2 separate regions of the Homo sapiens genome follow, and region 2 is linked to region 1. A link is a loop called in an ENCODE intact Hi-C map of the cell type or tissue named here. Cell type or tissue: HCT116. All regions are shown on one strand. Links, peaks and the distances in the headings refer to the core of each region. The heading gives the core; the rest is flanking DNA.

Region 1 (8,331 bases), core at 131-8,130:
ATAAAGTGGTTAAAAAAAAAACAAACCTAGAATTCTATACCCTGCAGAATCATCCTTCAAAAGTGAAGGAGAAATAAAGACTTTCCCAAACAAAAACAGAAAATTTGTTGCCAGAAGACCTGCCTTGCAAGAAATGTTAAAAGTTCTTCAGAGAAATAAAATGATATAGGTCAGAAAGTCTGATCTACATAAAGAAAGGATAAGCCTTAGAGAATGAATACGTGAAGATAAAGACTTTTTAAAAAATTCTTAATTGTTCTAACACATAAGTTGTTCAAAATAATAATAGCAACAATATATTTGATTATGTATGCTTGTGTGTGCTATGTGTATATGTATAATATACATATACACACACACATACAGACACACATGTGCATGTATGCTTGTGTGTGTGTGAGTAAAATAAATGACAACAATGATATAAGGGATGCCAGGGAGGAATTAGGGATATTTTGTTATTACACAGTATCTGTACTACCTGTGAAATAGTACAGTATTATTTGAAAGTGAACTTAAATTTATGTAAATATATATTGCAAATTTTAGGCAGCCACTAAAAAAGGTGAAAAAAGAAGTGATATAAGAAAGGAAAGAAAATGGAATTATATAAAATTTTGAATTAAAACAACAAATGGCAGAAAAGAGTAGAAGACGAATAGAAACTGTGAAGGGCAACAAACAGAAAATAGTAACAAGTATGGCAGATAATAATCCAACTATATCAATAATCACTTCAAAGGTCAATAATCTAAATATACCAATTAAAAGTCAGAGATTGTAACAATGGGTCAAAAAAACAGACCCAACTAATGTGTTACTTACAAAAAACTAACTTTAAAGGAGTCAATTCCCCAACAAGACTTAACAGTCTTGACTGATGAGTATGTAACAAGAGAGAATCAAAACATGAGGCAAAAATGGATAGAACTACACGGATAAATAGAGGAATATACTATTACACTTGAGACTTTGACAGCCTTCTATCAGAAATGGACAGATCCAGCAGGCAGAAAATCAGTAAGGACACAGTTGAACTCAACAGCACCATCCATCAACTGGTTATAATGGACACCTATGGACTACTTCACATTACAACAGCAGAATACACATTCTTTTCAAGCGCACATGGAATGTTCATTACAAGTGAACACATTCTGGGCAATAAAGTACACCTTAACAAACTCAAAAGAATAGAAATCATACAATGGTTGCTCTAAGACCACAACAGAATTAAACTAGAAATCAATAACAGAAAGATAGCTGAAAAATCCCAAAATACTTGGATAGTAAACACACATTTAAATAACACACAGTTCAAAGAAGAAATCTCAAAAGAAATTTTAAAATATTTTGAACTAAATAAAAATACAACTTTTCAAAATCTGCGGGATGCAGTGATAGACTGAAATTTATAGTGCTTAATATATATTAGAAAAGAAAGATCTAAAATCAATAATCTAAGCATCTATCTTAGGAAACTAGAAAAAGAAGAGCAAATTAAATTCAAAGCAAGCAGAAGAAAAGAAATAATAAAAACTAGAGCAGAAATCAATGAAATTGGAAATGGGAATCAATAGAGAAAAATCAACAAAACCAAGTCCTGGTTCTTTGAAAAGAAAAAAAATTGAAAAGATCAATAAAATTGAGGAGCTTCTAGCCAGGCTAAAAAAGAGAGAGAGAGAAAGAGACACAAATTACTAATCCCAGAAATGAAAGAGGGGTATCACCACAGATTTCATGAACATTAAAAGGATAATACAGGAATATTATAAGCAATTCTACACCCACAATTTGATGACCTAGATAAAATGACCAATTCCTTGAAAAACACAATCTGGCAAAATTCTTACAAGAAAAAATAGACAATCTGAATAGGCCTATAACTATTAAATAAATTTAATCAGTAACTGGTAACCTTCCAAAACAGAAAGCACCAGGCCCAGATGGGTTCACTGGTAAATTCTACTAAACATTTATGGAAGAAATTACACATATTCTCTACAATCTTTTTCAAAAGGTAGAAGCAGAAGGACTACTTCCTAACTTATTCTATAAGGTCAGCATTATCCTAATATGAAAACCAGACAGATACAACAAGAACACTACAGAAATTTCTCTCATGAACGTACGTGCAAAAATTCTCAATAAAATATTTACAAATCAAATCCAAAAATGTATAAAAGGAATTACACACCATGACTAAGTGGTATTTATACCAGGTATGCCAGACTAGCTCAACACTTGAAAATCAATTAACAAAATCAATCACATGAACAGGCTAAAGAAGAAAAATCACATGATCATATCCATATGATCAGATCCATAAAAAGCATTTGACAATATCCAAAAGCCGTCTGAAGACTGAAAACAAATATTATCAGGCAGACTGGGGAAGGAGCACAGAACTTAAAGTTCTGAAGTGGTACTGAGTTTACTATGTTTTTTCCTTGCATTTTACCTGGCTTGGAGAGCTCAAAACTCAGAGAAGTATCTACTGGGTAAGATCAGAAAAAACTCCAAGAGAATCCCTCCCTTTCTGGTCTGAGGACCAGAAAAAGGGGCCCTTATGGCTCCAAGAGACTGGAGGAAATCTCCCCCTTTTTTTCCCTTTCCCCCTTTTCTTCCATCCCAGTTCCCAGGCGGATATGGTAGTGGTGACTGGGCAAGCACCTGAAGTCTGAGAGAAGGGAATCTTTTTCTCTTATCCCAGGAGTTGTGGTCCCAAGGGTGTGAAGTACATCCTCATTGCTGTTGCTTTTTTCTCTGTCTGTTCTCTCATCACTTGGTCTGGATGAAGACACAGCTACAGGAAGTGACTGGCAGAGTAGTTATGTCATGGCTCTGCATGACACGTAGATGACAACAGCACAGCAGCCCCATTCAGGGGTGGTCCTGAAGGAGTGGTGAAGTGAAGAAGTGAAGCCCTCCCTGTGGCAGAAATTTGAGCAGGGCCTGATTGTCCATTTTGATTGTAAGGAGAGATAACAGAGGTACTGTTCTATACTGACTCATGGACAGTGTTTAATGGTTTTACTGGATATTCAGAGACTTGGAACAATTAGAAAACTGATTACAAAGATATCTGGTGTCAAAGAATTTGGCTGTATCTCTTTGAAAGGGAACACACATGAAGTAATCTATGCCCCATGTGAATACCTGACAAAGAGCAAACACAGCAGAGAAGGGGCTGCTTAACCTGGTAAACAAGATGGCCTGTTCTGGGGACTCAGTCAGTCTCAGCCAATGAAAATGGCCTAACCAGCCACTCTACCCTACCCTCATTAACAAAGGGATGGAGTTTATACATGGACTTAGCAAAATGAACTTCCACTCATCAATACTAATCTAAGGCCACAGCTGAATGATCACCCTACAGTCCATACATGTGCCGGGGGACAGGTAGGTACATATGCCAATATATGGTACCATTCATAGGACGATCAGAAAATTACCTCTCTGCTCATTTCTAGCTCCTTGTGATTTCCCCTTCCTTCTTAATAAATCAACTATAAATTTAAAATAAATTTTGTTACATTATTTACCACTTCTGTGTTTATAGTGTGAAGGTTTTCAGGTTTGTCTTATTCTGCCCCCTTGTGGGAACTAGCTCTTCAAACTTTCACTAGGAAAAAAACATTAAAACCAACTGCTCTTCATATGAAACAAAACAAAAAATGTATCAACTCTATAATAATTTTCCCCAGGCTTTACCAATAGATACCTTCCTAATAATTTCTTATCCAACTGTTTATGACCCTTCAAAAAGACTTACAAAGTTTTTTTATAACTTTTATCTCTTACCAGAAAAATTCACATAAGAATATTTTAAAATAAAATCTTTCTAGATGTTCATACCTTTTCTGAACTTCTTTTTTTTGAGATGGAGTCTCGCTCTGTCGCCCAGGCTGGAGTGTAGTGGCAAGACCTTGGCTCACTGCAAGCTCCGCCTCCCGGGTTCATGCCATTCTCCTGCCTCAGCCTCCCAAGTAGCTGGGACTACAGGCGCCCGCCACCACGCCCAGCTAACTTTTTTTTTTTGTATTTTTAGTAGAGACGGGGTTTCACAATGTTAGCCAGGATGGTCTTGATCTCCTGATCTCGTGATCCACCCGCCTTGGGCCTCCCAAAGTGCTGGGATTACAGGCATGAGGCACCGTGCCCGGCCTTCCAAACTTTTTAGTTGTCATGCTTTTATTCCTTTTCTATCATAAAGGTGAATAAGCAAGGAGCGGCTTCTACAAGGCTTCTAGTGTTAATTGGGCCAATTATCATAAGCTAAATAGTCTATTTAATATGTTCTGATACAAAATGTGCTTGGGGCTACGTATTCCAAGAGCTTAAGATTATAAATTAATTATCATAATCACTTTGCAAATCTGAACACTCATATATGCGGAAACAGTGGAATACATAATGGGTTACTTAGACTATCAACCAATATACAGATTTTAAGAAATTAAGAATTTAAGTATGTTCCTGGAGGGATGGCCATGCTATACTGTTAATTGAGAGAGAAGGGGAGAACTAAAACTGCATTTTATTTTTCAAAAACCTTCAAACTGGTTTATATATGCATACGCATCCTTGCATATGCCAGTATGAGCTCAGAGGAAAACATGGAAAGATACAAACTGAATGTAGGTATTTGTTACTTTAGGAGAGTGGAACAGGAAGAAGCCTTAACATATCCTTTTTAAATGTCTACATTGTTTGGTATAAATTAACTTTTTAAAAAATTAATGAAACTATAACAATACATTCTAAGACATATCCCTAACATTCTAAATAATAATGAATTATTGGCCTCAAGTTGGGGCTACGTATTCCAAAAGGCATCTCAAGTTTAATTTTATAAAAATAGTGTTTTAATTTAAAAAATCTACAACAAATTAAATTTCTGAAGAAATACAGAACAAGCAATAAAGATATTTCAGAGGGATTTATCATTTAAGCTCAGATCTTCCAAATATTATCCAACCACCAACAAACAAATATATACTTTATATATCAGAATGAAAAGGTTCTAAATACATGCTACCAACAATACTGATTTGAAACTTGGGATGTAGATAACTATAAAGCCAGAATATAATATAAAATTAATATTTCCTGTAGGAAAATAATAGTACTTTCACAACACTATTCTGATAATTAAATGAGGATTATGCACCTAGTTTACAACCTGGCACATAAACAGAACGGTCTTATTCATTAGTAATGCTACTATACTAGATATATTCTTATACTGAGATAAAGAAATAATACACTGAATATTGAAATAATTTCCTTGTCACTCTACGTAATTAACCACAGTTGGTTCAATAAAGAAATCACTGTAACTTTCCAGACTGAAGAATAATTTGTGTGTTTCAAGAGCATAAACATCTCATTTCTACTAAATATTTTACATATTTGCAAGGAAAGAGGATCAGAATATAGTATATTTGACAATTTAATATACTAGTTCTATTGACACACCAGCATGTATTAATCAAATAAAGTTGGCTACAAATAATGGAAATCATGCAAAGCCACATCGTCCGCATTTTCCCATCTTCCAGCATGAGCTGGTTTCGTGGACATCATTACACCAGTACACATCTTGTACACCAGAACTCAATGCCTGCATAATGCTATTTTTGCAAAAGAAAATAAAAACTGGGTTTCAATCATATCATGCTGGTTCATCTACCCACTTAATGTCTAGAACCAAGTAAGTTGCTTACATATATATGATCACTAATGAAAAAAATCATTTAATGCAGAAAATGGAGCCAGTAAAACAAACAAAAAAACCAACTCTGATAAAGTAACTCAAGATTTCTGAAATACAGAATCCGAATTCCAGGAATTGTAGTTTCCTTCATCAAACTTGATAACCTAAATACAAGGCACTAGCACTGTTCTGTATGCAAAGACCCTGCTATTAATAAACTCTTACATTACTAGGAAAAATGGAGACCCAATAGACAAATAAGACAAAATATAGTAAGTAATATAGTGCAATTATATATAATACGCTATTGGAAAGTAGAAAATAACCACCTAACCTGCGGCAGTCATACTGGGGTTAAACTAACACAATCAGTTTTACAGTCACATTTCAAGAGCCTGTCTCCCATCTCCTACATATAATAAGCAGAAGACATTGGAGGTCTCTGCCCCTAAACTGGAACAGTGAGTATGAGCATGTTTGAGTCAAAATCCACTGTACCAGAGAGACAGATCAGAGACCAAGGAACTTGTTAACACAAAGGAAAGAAAAGGACCCTCATGCACAGAGGGTAAGACATTGGCACAGTCCAACAGACAACATATATTTCTGCTGCTACTGGAGAAGAAACATGAAATAGAAACTGTATCCACAATCAGGCAGGGCAGATTATCAGGCAGTATGCACCTATATGGGGATCAGCTGTCTACAGCTAGCGTTTGTTCTGAATGAACTAGCATCTGTCCTGGTAGGTTGATGTTCATGCATACTAATTTTAAAATATTTTGAGTGCTATCTATATTGTAATAAAACAGAAGGTTAAGATGAAGTAAGCACACTATGCCTTAACTGAATGTAACTAAAACCCCTGAATATAACTGAAAATCCTGGAAAGAATGATGAACCAGCAATCTGAGACTCAGAAAAGAAAACAATAGTGGGCAAACTGTGGAAGAAAACTAGAACTTAAAGTACAACCAGTTCAGCAATGAGTTTCCAGCTGTTTTTTATGTACCCCAAACCCCAAGCCTGAATCCAAATCCTGGAGCTACACACCAGGAACAAACACAAAGAGATACAAAATAAGTCTTCTCTTTCTGGTTAGAAAGTGGGAATGGAGGGCCTCTATATGGGACTGCGTGAATGGGGGAAATCCCCTGGCTTTTTCTTCTTTTACCTTTCTCATCCAGCCCTGTTCCTAAGCAAGCCCATCTCACAACCAGCAGCTATAGCTGAAGAGACACATAAATCTCTGAGGAAGAGGAATTTTTCTTATCAGAGGACCAGTGGTACAAGGAATGTGACAGAACTGCAAGGAGAAATAGACAAATCCACAGTTATAGCCTGAGATTTCAATATTCCTTGCTGTTCAACAAGTAGAAAGAAAATCGGCAAGAAGATAGAAGACTTAAATAACACTATCAATCAACGTGATCAGGTTGACATTTATAGAACCTTCCACCCTAAAACAGCATAATACACTTTCTTTTAAAGCGCACACAGAACAGTTATTAAAATAGATCATTTCCTGGGCCATAAAACAAGTCTTAACAAATTTAAAATGATTCAACCTACAGAAAGTTTGTCCTCTGATCACAATGAAATTTAAGTAAGAATCAATAAGAGAAAGATATCTGAAAAACTTCCAAATGTTTGGAAACTACATCAACATACTTCTAAATAACACATGGGTCAAAGAAAAAATCAAAAGGGTATTTTTGAACTAAATGAAAATACTACTTATCAGAATCTATGTAACTAACTAAAGCAGTAAACAGAAATTTATAACACTAAATTCCTATATTAGAAGAGAAAGCTTTCATATCAATGACCCCAGATTCTACCTTAAGAAACAAGAAAAAGATAAAATTAAACCCAAAGCAGGCAGAAGAAAGAAAATAATAAAGGACAAAGTATAAATCAATGACATAGAAGACAGGAAAGCAATACAGAAACCAAATACAAAACTGATTCTCTGAGATGTATAAAACTGACAAATCTTTGTCCAAAATGATCAGGACAGTGAGAAAGAATACCCAAATTACCAGTATCAGAAATGAGAATGCTTACATCACTACAGATTATGCAGATATTAAAATGTTTCTCAAGAAGAAACACATAATTTTAATAGTCCTATATTTATTAAATAACTTGAATTCACATTTAAAAACCTTCCAGCAAATAAAATTCCAAGCCCAATTAGCTTCTGAGAAATTGTATCAAACAGTTAAGGATGAAATAATATCAATTCTACACGATGTAGCTTAGGAAACTGAAGAGGAGGAAACTGAAGTTGAAACTTCCAACTTATTCTATGAGGCCAGCATTATTCTGATATTAAAACCAGATAAAGACATTAGAAAACAAGAAAATGAAAAGTCAATATTCCATGTGAATATAGATGCAAAAATAATTTAAATTCTTAGCAAATCAAATACACCAACCATACAAAAACAAAGTCACAGGTCAGACTTGCCCTCCTTTAGAGCATTGTTTCCTATCATAATAGTCCAAATCAAATAAATAATGAAGCTATTTGTACCACATAATTAAGTAAACTGATCACGTTTTCTACTGGAGGTGACTGGCTTGGACATCAACTACTCTGGATTCTG
Region 2 (8,331 bases), core at 234-8,233, 410 kb after region 1:
GCTTCCCAATCCCCCAGTCACAGGCCAGACGCCCTACCGTGGGAGCTCGGGTGCTGCACCCGACCAATAACTTGCTCAAGAAAGCAGGGACGCCTGGGAGCCCTGCAGCTGATTTATGGAACCCCCAGCTGCCCCTTCTATTCTCTGCACCCCTTGCTTTGCTGAGAAGAAAGTAGAGAAAATCAGACACAACCAAGGCCTCTCTTTCTCAAGTATCCAGCCCACACCTGTGCCTGCCCGGGCCCTGCCCTACACTGGGGTCACTTAACAAGTGAGAGTCATTCTTCTGACAAGATTTTAAAATGCCCTGGAGCCCACTGAGGTTCACAGGACTCCAGGTCCCTCTGGGCATGATGGCAGATGCTACCCTGTTTGCTGAAGGGACCACAATAGGCCCAGACATGGGCAAGGGCTAGTCAGGGCACCCGCCCCTGCTGTACCTGTTGGTGATGGTGACCAGCTGAGAGCCATGGTCAGTGCACAGGCGCCGGGCCTCACTGTAGGTCACTTGGTCTTCTCCCAGCCAGTAGCAGGATGGGCTGTGCCACGTCCAACCCTGGCTCAAGAGTGGACAGAAGAGGGGTGTCTGTAGGGAAGATGACTCTCCACCCTCACCCATAAATCCTGTGGTGGGAGATGCCATCAGGGACATCACTGAACGTGCTCAGGACGGAGGGGACTGGTTTGAGTACTGGGCTGTGTTCTGCACCTCGTTTCTCCACATTCCCCCTCCACCATCACCCACAGCTGTGGAAGCTGGGGTGGAGGCCCAGCCCCAGCGTGGCTGATTGGCAGGCCACCAGCGACCGGCCAGTGACCCGGCTCGGGAAGATGAATGGCCCTTCAGGCTCCTCTCTTGGGCATTTAAACCAAGAGACACAGTGGGGAAATTACTGTTGGCTGGGAAACCACAGCTAAAGGCTGGGGAGAGCTGCCAGGATGGAGAGGGGATGGGCAGTCCTCGAGGGCCTGGCAAAGCTGGAGTCGGCGCAGGATGCTCCTGGCCCGGGGATGGCAGGAGGGGCTCAGAGACGAGACCCTGGCAGGCGAGGCTGGCAGGAGCCAAGGCAGAAGAGAAGCAGATGTGGTATGTGTGGTGGGGGCCTCATCTGCTGGCAGGGGCTGTGCCAAGACCCCTGGTGATCCTGGGCTGTTAACCATGGACCCTCAACACTCCCCACACAAATTCCAGGCTGGCCTTGGTGCCAGAGAAGTTGGTAATTCCTCTCTACTCCTCCCTTCACCTCTTCGCAGCCATGACACAGCCCCTGGGCCAGGCACTGTCCTTGCCAGTCCACAGACTCCGCAGCTGGGCTCTGCTCTCCCCTCTGCTTCCTCGCCCATGGGGCCATGCCTGTTAGTGTTTCCTGCTCATTTTCTGGGGGAGGCTTTGGGGTCCAGGTGGGTGTGGTAGGGGCTTAATCCAAAGGAAAACAGAGTGAGGAGCCAGCCTGGCTGCAAGGGGCTGCTGGGGGGGGCCAAGGGCCAAGCAGTGTCTTTTAGAAGCAAGCTCCCCGCACCCATCACAGCATTTGCACCCCTGCTCCACTCCCTGGAGGAGGAGAGGGTCTGTCACCCCCTCACACCCTCAGTCACTCACCCCCCACTCACTTACACAGCTTTCATTCCTTGACACCCCCCCCCTCAACCTCCCTAAACATCCTCTAGAAGCCCACTGGGGCTGGGAACACAAGGAGGGGGAAGGTGCAGCCCCACCCTGAGTGGCCTCACTCCTCCAGGGGAGACAGACCAGCACACGCCCTGTGTCAGACGGCAGAGGAGGGGGAAGTCAGGACTGGCGGTGCACAGGGGCCACACTTCACTTCGGCAGCCACTGCTTGACATGACTAGGCTGGACTCTGAGGGGGCACTCGGGGGTAGACCAGCCCCCACCTCCCTGTTCTCTGCTGTCTCGAGGAAGTGGCTTCCCCCATGGGGAGGGACTCAGGACTGGGCTGGGGGTGGGGAGCTCTGCTTCCTCCCAACAGCGCCCACCCGTCCCATCCCATCCAGTATCACTCCTTCAATAAAGGAGCAGTTTGGAGAGCTCAGGGAAGGGGGTGCCGACGAGAGGGCGATGCCATGCGAGGCAGCAGGAGTTCATCCACCTCTCCCTCCCCTGGTAGCCCCTCTGACAGGTGGCCCCACTCAGGGCAGCTCCAGAAACACCCTCACCTTCCGGCAGCCATGGTCCTCCTCGGCGGCCCCCTGGCTCAGCTGGCCTGCCTTCTTGCAGATGGATGGCAAGGACTGGTTACAGGGACTGTCGTTCCAGCGGCCTTCCTACGGACACAGGGTGAGGAAGAATCTCAACCCCCACCTCCCCATAAATCTCCCAAATCCTTCTTGGAATCTGGTTCCTAGAGCTGGCCCTGTCTCTGACTTACTGTGTGATTCTGACATGTCTGTGTCCCAGCTGTGCAATGGGGAAGGCGGGATGAACCCATAAGCCTCACAGGGTGGATGAGAGCACAAGCAGTTCATGTGCAAACGCCTTGAAACTTAACAAGCATTGTCTAAATGGGAAAGGCATCCTGGCCCGGCGCGGTGGCTCATGCCTGTAATCCCAGCATTTTGGGAGGCCGAGGTGGGCGGATCACTTGAGGTCAAGAGTTCAAGACCAGCCTGGCCAACATGGTGAAACCCCATCTCTACTGAAAATACAAAAAGTTAGCCGGTTGTGGTGGTGCATGCCTGTAATCCCAGCTATTTGGGAGGCTCAGGCAGAAGAATCGCTTGAACCTGGGAGGCAGAGGTTCCAGTGAGCCAAGATCGTGCCATTGCACTCCAGCCTGGGCGACAGGGTGAAACTCCATCTCAAAAAAAAAAAAAAAAAAAGGAAAGGCGTCCTTTTACATTATTGATAACTCGTTTTATAAATATCAAAAACAAACTGGCTAAGATTGTTAGAGTAACTGATGGCAGGATAGACAGCTTGGATTCCCAAGGCGTCTAGCTAGTGCCTGCAGGGCCAGAGTGTGCAGAGGCCAGTGTGCCCAGACCAGAATCTCAGCTGATGAAGCTGAGGAGGAATTTAGTCCTCGGCCCCTGCTTCTGTCTTCGCCCTCCCCAGTATCCACAGGCCCCCAGCCAGCAGTATGTCTGTCTCTAAGCTCCATTCTGAGGGCAGGCGTGTTTGTGTATCCTAGCACCCAGAAAAATGACTGGCACATGGTAGATACTCAATACATAATTGTTTTAAAATTCTTAAATAGCATCCCCTAAGGCAAATGACTGCCACTACAGTCCACAGCACTGTTTGCAGTATGTGACAGCAGAACATCCTGTCTGTCCCTAGGAAGGGTGGTCTGTGTCCCTACGGCTTTCTCCTTTTTATTTTATTTTTTTTTTTTTGAGACAGGGTCTTGCTCTGTCACCCAGGCTGGAGTGCAGTGGTGCAATCTCAGCTCACTGCAGCCTCTGCCTTCCAGGTTCAAGCGATTCTCTTGCCTCAGCCTCTGGAGTAGCTGGGATTACAGGCATCTGCCACCACGCCTGGCTAATTTTTGTATTTTTAGTAGAGATGGGGTTTCACCATGTTGGCCAGGCTGGTCTCGAACTCCTCACCTCAAGTGATCCGCCTGCCTCAGCCTCCCAATGTGCTGGGATTATAGGCATGAGCCACCACACTCAGCTGGCTTTGTCCCTTTTTTAAGGGTCTTTCATCTCTGCTTGAAGCCCTCCATCAATTCCTTCACTTACACCACATCTAAGCCCAAACCATGGCAAATTGTCATAAAACCCAACAATCTCTTGAGATGACAGGACCCTGGACTGGGTAGAGCACTGGGGGCGAGGGCTGGCAGAGTGCAGCCCTGCTTGCAAAGTATCTGCACATAATGTGGGTTCTGATGCCACCTTCTGGCAGGGAAGGGCAGCTGGGAGGAGACCAAGAATGCGCCAGGCACTGTGCCTAAGGTTTCACGAGAATTAACTCCTCTGATCTCCCCAGTGACCCTCTAGTAACTTGCCCAAGGTGACTTGGCTACTTGGAGGTGGAGGTGGAGGTAGGATTCAAGCCCCGGCAGTCTCTCACATGGAAGGGAAGGCATTGGTGGGGAGGAGGGGGACTGCTGAGAGGTAAGAGGTTCCAGGCAGGTTCTGATAGTAACTAGGATGTCCTTCAGCTGGGGTGGCACCTGGAGGTTGGGGGTGTATTTTGTGGCCCTGTGATAGGGAGAGGGAGATCTCACCGGGCCCCAGATGGTGACACAGTCCTCCAGACTGTCCCGGAAGTTGTTGGGCTCAAAGGGGTGCCAGTGGGTGAAGCTCACAAGGCTCCCGTCAGACCACTCAAAATTCATCTGCAGTTTCAAATCGTTGAGGCCGATCCACAGCTCCTCCACCTCTGGGGGTGCAGCAGGAGAGGAGGGGAGAGAAAACATTGAGAGGTCAGCCTCAGCCACCAGTAGGGAGGAAGGAACATTCTCTGAGGCTCCTGGACAGGATGGGTGGGGCAGTGGGAGGCCCTGCCCTCCACCCAGACACGTGGGCGGGCAGCTCCTCACCTTGCTTGATCTGCTTGGTGATGAATTCCAGCTCCGCCATGCTGTGGATGCTGACCAGGTCGCCACCGCCCCGTAGACATGCCTTCTTGGACTCCTGCCAGCTGCGCTTCTCGGCCTGCAGGCGGTAGCAGTGGCCCTGGAAGGGCTGCCAGCTCGGCTCGCACTCCACCTTCACATTGGCCCACCTGTCTGCAGAGACCCATGAGGCTGCTGCTCAGGGACTGAGCCGCCCAGTCTGGGAACCAACCCACTGGGTTGACGTCAACACAGGCGAGGCCTCCCAGTCACCTCCTCTCCAAACTCTCCCAGATCAATCCCGGTCCCCACCACAGGTCTTGGAAATGCTAAAAAAACACAAAACTTTACAGGGCTGCTGGAGCCCCGGGACAGAGACCCAAGTCGTGGTGGCAGATTCCACCCAGGACAGAACACTTCCTCTGGCTGTGGCTCTCAGAATACGATGGGTGGGCCAGGCATGGTGGCTCAGGCCTGTAATCCCAGCACTTTGGAAGGCTAAGGCTGGAGGATTGCTTGAGCCCAGTAGTTCAAGAACAGACTGGGCAACAAAGGGGAGACCCCATCTCTATAAAAAATAAAAAATTAGCCAGGCATGGTGATGTGCGCCTGTGGTCCCGCTACTCAGGAGGCTGAGGTGGGAGGATCACTTGACCCGGGGAGGTCAAGGCTGCAGTGAGCCATGATTGCACCACTAAACTCCAGCCTGGGCGACACAGCAAGACCTTATCTCAATCAATGCATCAATCAATCAGTCAATAAACGATGGGTAGAAAGGACAAACCAGCCCCATGAACCTCAGTTTCTCCCTCTGTAAATGGGGTTTCCTGCTATGAGATTCAAGCTTGGCTTATGGCCCCCTGCCTAGTAAATGGAATCACTGTTATTCTCTCAAATAACATTTATTGAGCACCCACTCTGTGCAGGTCTGGGAAGCCCAGGAGGGAGAAAACTGGGAAACGGGACCTTGAGCCACTAATGGGGCCCAGGCAAGCCCACCAGGAATCTGAGGTCTTGGTGGACGGGCAACCGAGAACATTAGGAGGTGCTCAAAGTCACTACAGATCGGCCCCATCCCCCAGCTGGGACTCCTTCCCCGCTCCTAACTCCTAACCCTGAACCCCAGGGCTGAGAAATCCACCCGTCCCAGGCCCTCCCTTGCCCCGATTTCCATGCCTTTCAGGTTCACCTTCTAGGGGTTGGGATCCGAGGGCAGCTGAGGCAAACAAGCCCTTACTTGGTCTTGGCAAGAGAAAACAGGACTTCACCAAACCACCCACAGTGTCATGCTCGGGCAGGATTCTGCCTAGTCGGGCAGGAAACTGCGCGCCCACTAGAACACGGCCTCAGACTGGGATTCCAGTGGTCCAGCCACACCTGCTCCTGGAGACCCGGCAAAGCTGGGCGGACTGAGAGCCCGGTGGGCTCGCTCTCTGGCTCAGGACCTGTCAATCATCTCTTGTTAGCCAATGAGCTAAGACCTGAGGCTGCCGCCCCAGACAAGCGGATTTTAGTGGCTGCTGAGACCCGAGGGGCCTCAAGGACCGGAAGGGAGCTTGGGAAATGTGGATGCTTTGGGGACACGACGGGGCGCCTGCCTTCGAAATGACAGGACTTAAGTGATGAGACCGGGAAAGCAGAACCTGCCTAGAATATGCCTCGTGCAGAGAGATATGGGCTGGGCAGAGGGGCGGAAATCCGAGGCCTTACATCTGTCTGCAGGTCCGGGAAGACCCAGAGGACAGAGGACTTGGTAAGGGGCCACAGATAGGCTAGGCATGCCCACACCCGGGCCTCCCAGCGGGCCCCTTCCTTCAGAAAGGTGCTTGTGGGAGGACTGGACTAGGGCCCAAGGCTCCCTCCAGCTAGAGGTGGAGGTGCCCTAGATCGGGTTGCTGACGTTTCAAGCTTCTGCTCCTGGCCCCTTACGGAATGGGAGATAAAGCAGTGGTCAGCAGTCCTGAATCAGGCCAGAGCCGTGGCTCACGCCTGTAATTCCAGCACTTTGGGAGGCCGAGGCGGGTGAATCACTTGAAGACAGGAGTTCGAGACCAGCCTGGGCAACATGGTGAAACCCCATCTCTAAAAATACAAAAAAATTAGCCGGGCGTGGTGGCACACTCATGCCTATAATCCCAGCTACTCGGGAGGCTGGAGCATGAGAATCGCTTGAACCTGGAGATGAGAATCGCTTGAACCTGGGAGGCGGAGGTTGCAGTGAGTGGAGATTGTGCCACTGCACTCCAGCCTGGGCGACAGAGCGAGACTCTGTTTCAAAAAATAAATAAATAAAAATAAAAATAAAAAGGCGGGGTGCGGTGGCTCACGCCTGTAATCCCAGCACTTTGGGAGGCCGAGGTGGGCAGATCACCTGAGGTCAGGAGTTCAAGACCAGCCTGGCCAACATGGTGAAACCCCGTCTCTACTAAAAATACAAAAGTTAGCCGGGAAGTAGTGATGCCCGCCTGTAATCCCAGCTACTCAGGAGGCTGAGGCACGAGAATCTCTTGAGCCTAGGAGGCAGAGGTTGTGGTGAGCCAAGATCGCACCACTACACTCCAGCCTGGGTGACAGAGTGAGACCCTGTCTCAAACAAACAAACAAAAAAACCAGTCCTGAGTCGATCATTGGCAAGACTTCCATGGTCAGGAGCAGAAGTTTTGCTCTGTAAACTCTTTACTGTCTGTAGTTAGTGTTGTGTGTGTGTGTGTGTGTGTGTGTGTGTGTGTGTGTGTGTTGCCATATTTTCTTTGTAAAAGTCTCCTCACCACCCCACAGCTTCGCAGGAAACTGCACAGCCCCTCCAACCTACACCACAGTAAACATCCACAGCCAACTACAGAAAAACTCCTTCGTGCCAGGCCAGATCTCCAGCCTTCCTCACAACAACCTTGCAAGGGGGGTGGCTTCATTCTCCATTTGCAATGAGGACTCTGCACCCCAGAGACTAAGCTGCTTGCCCAGGGCCACACAGCAGTAAGGGGCAGAATCCCTAAAGCAGACCCTGTCCATTGCCCCAACTCCTCCACGAGGCCCCTAAAGCTGTCTCTATGATCACAAACGAGAACCAGACACTCCCTGGCTTAAACATCTTCAAAGGCTCCCCACAGCCTACCTGGCCCCACCCAAACTTGGCCCAGCAGCCAAGACCCTGCAGAGACTGGCTGCAACCTGCCTCTTCTTCACCATGCCCTTTAAGCCAGGGCTTCCCAAACTGTGTCTGCACATGAATCATCTGAGGATCTTGTTAAATGCAGGTTCTGATTCAATTACTCTGGGGCGGGCCTGACTGTGCATTTCTAACAAGCCCTCCGGGGATGCTGTGCTGCTGGTTGGATGACCATACTTGAAGTGGTTAGAATCTATACTCCACCCAAACTGCAACAGGCACCATCCATTTTTTTCTTTTTCTTTCTTTTTTCTTTTTTTTTTTAAATTTATTTATTTATTTATTTATTTATTTTTTGAGGCAGGGTCTCGTCTCGCTCTGTTGCCCAGGTTGGAGTGCAGTGGTGCAAGCGAGGCTCACTGCAGCCTCAACCTTGCAGGCTCAAGCAATCCTCCCACCTCGACCTCCCTAGTAGACAGGCGTGCATCACCACACTCAGCTAATTTTTTAAAAATATTTTGCAGAGACAGGGTCTCGCTATGTTGCCCAGGCTGGTCTTGAACTACTGAGCTCAAGCAATCCTCCTGCCTTGGCCTCCCAAAGTGCTGGGATTATAGGTGTGAGCCACGGTGCCCGGCCATCACTCACCACCCCTTAAAGCTGCAGTGTAGTTCTAGGCCTCCACACCTTTGCATATGC

The links. A loop is a pair of places that touch in the nucleus more often than their neighbours do. Peaks named below come from ENCODE experiments on the same cell type or tissue, not always from the same donor. Only the 100,000 strongest peaks of a DNase experiment are listed, where the experiment ranks them.
Region 2: it touches region 1 in a loop (2.6-fold over the local background); 2 of 110 quality-filtered maps call a loop at or near these places.

Annotation. Positions count from the first base shown.
Region 1 is chr17:63,077,720-63,086,050 of GRCh38, reverse strand. The region is part of intron 3 of TANC2 (tetratricopeptide repeat, ankyrin repeat and coiled-coil containing 2); the gene reads right to left. Among named protein-coding and RNA genes, the nearest start is that of TANC2, 120 kb to the right of the region's middle. In HCT116, for the core only: a CTCF peak has its summit at 3,599 (motif pointing left); a DNase peak (open chromatin) is centred at 3,610.
Region 2 is chr17:62,668,015-62,676,345 of GRCh38, reverse strand. It overlaps MRC2 (mannose receptor C-type 2), which reads right to left. Exons shown (of 30, transcript NM_006039.5): 7 at 4,509-4,697; 8 at 4,194-4,348; 9 at 2,176-2,283; 10 at 441-556. Among named protein-coding and RNA genes, the nearest start is that of MARCHF10-AS1, 34 kb to the left of the region's middle. RefSeq lists enhancers at 3,731-3,800, 4,048-4,548, 4,549-5,049, 5,369-6,127, 6,128-6,887 and a silencer at 3,744-4,038. In HCT116, for the core only: a CTCF peak has its summit at 3,865 (motif pointing left); a DNase peak (open chromatin) is centred at 3,855.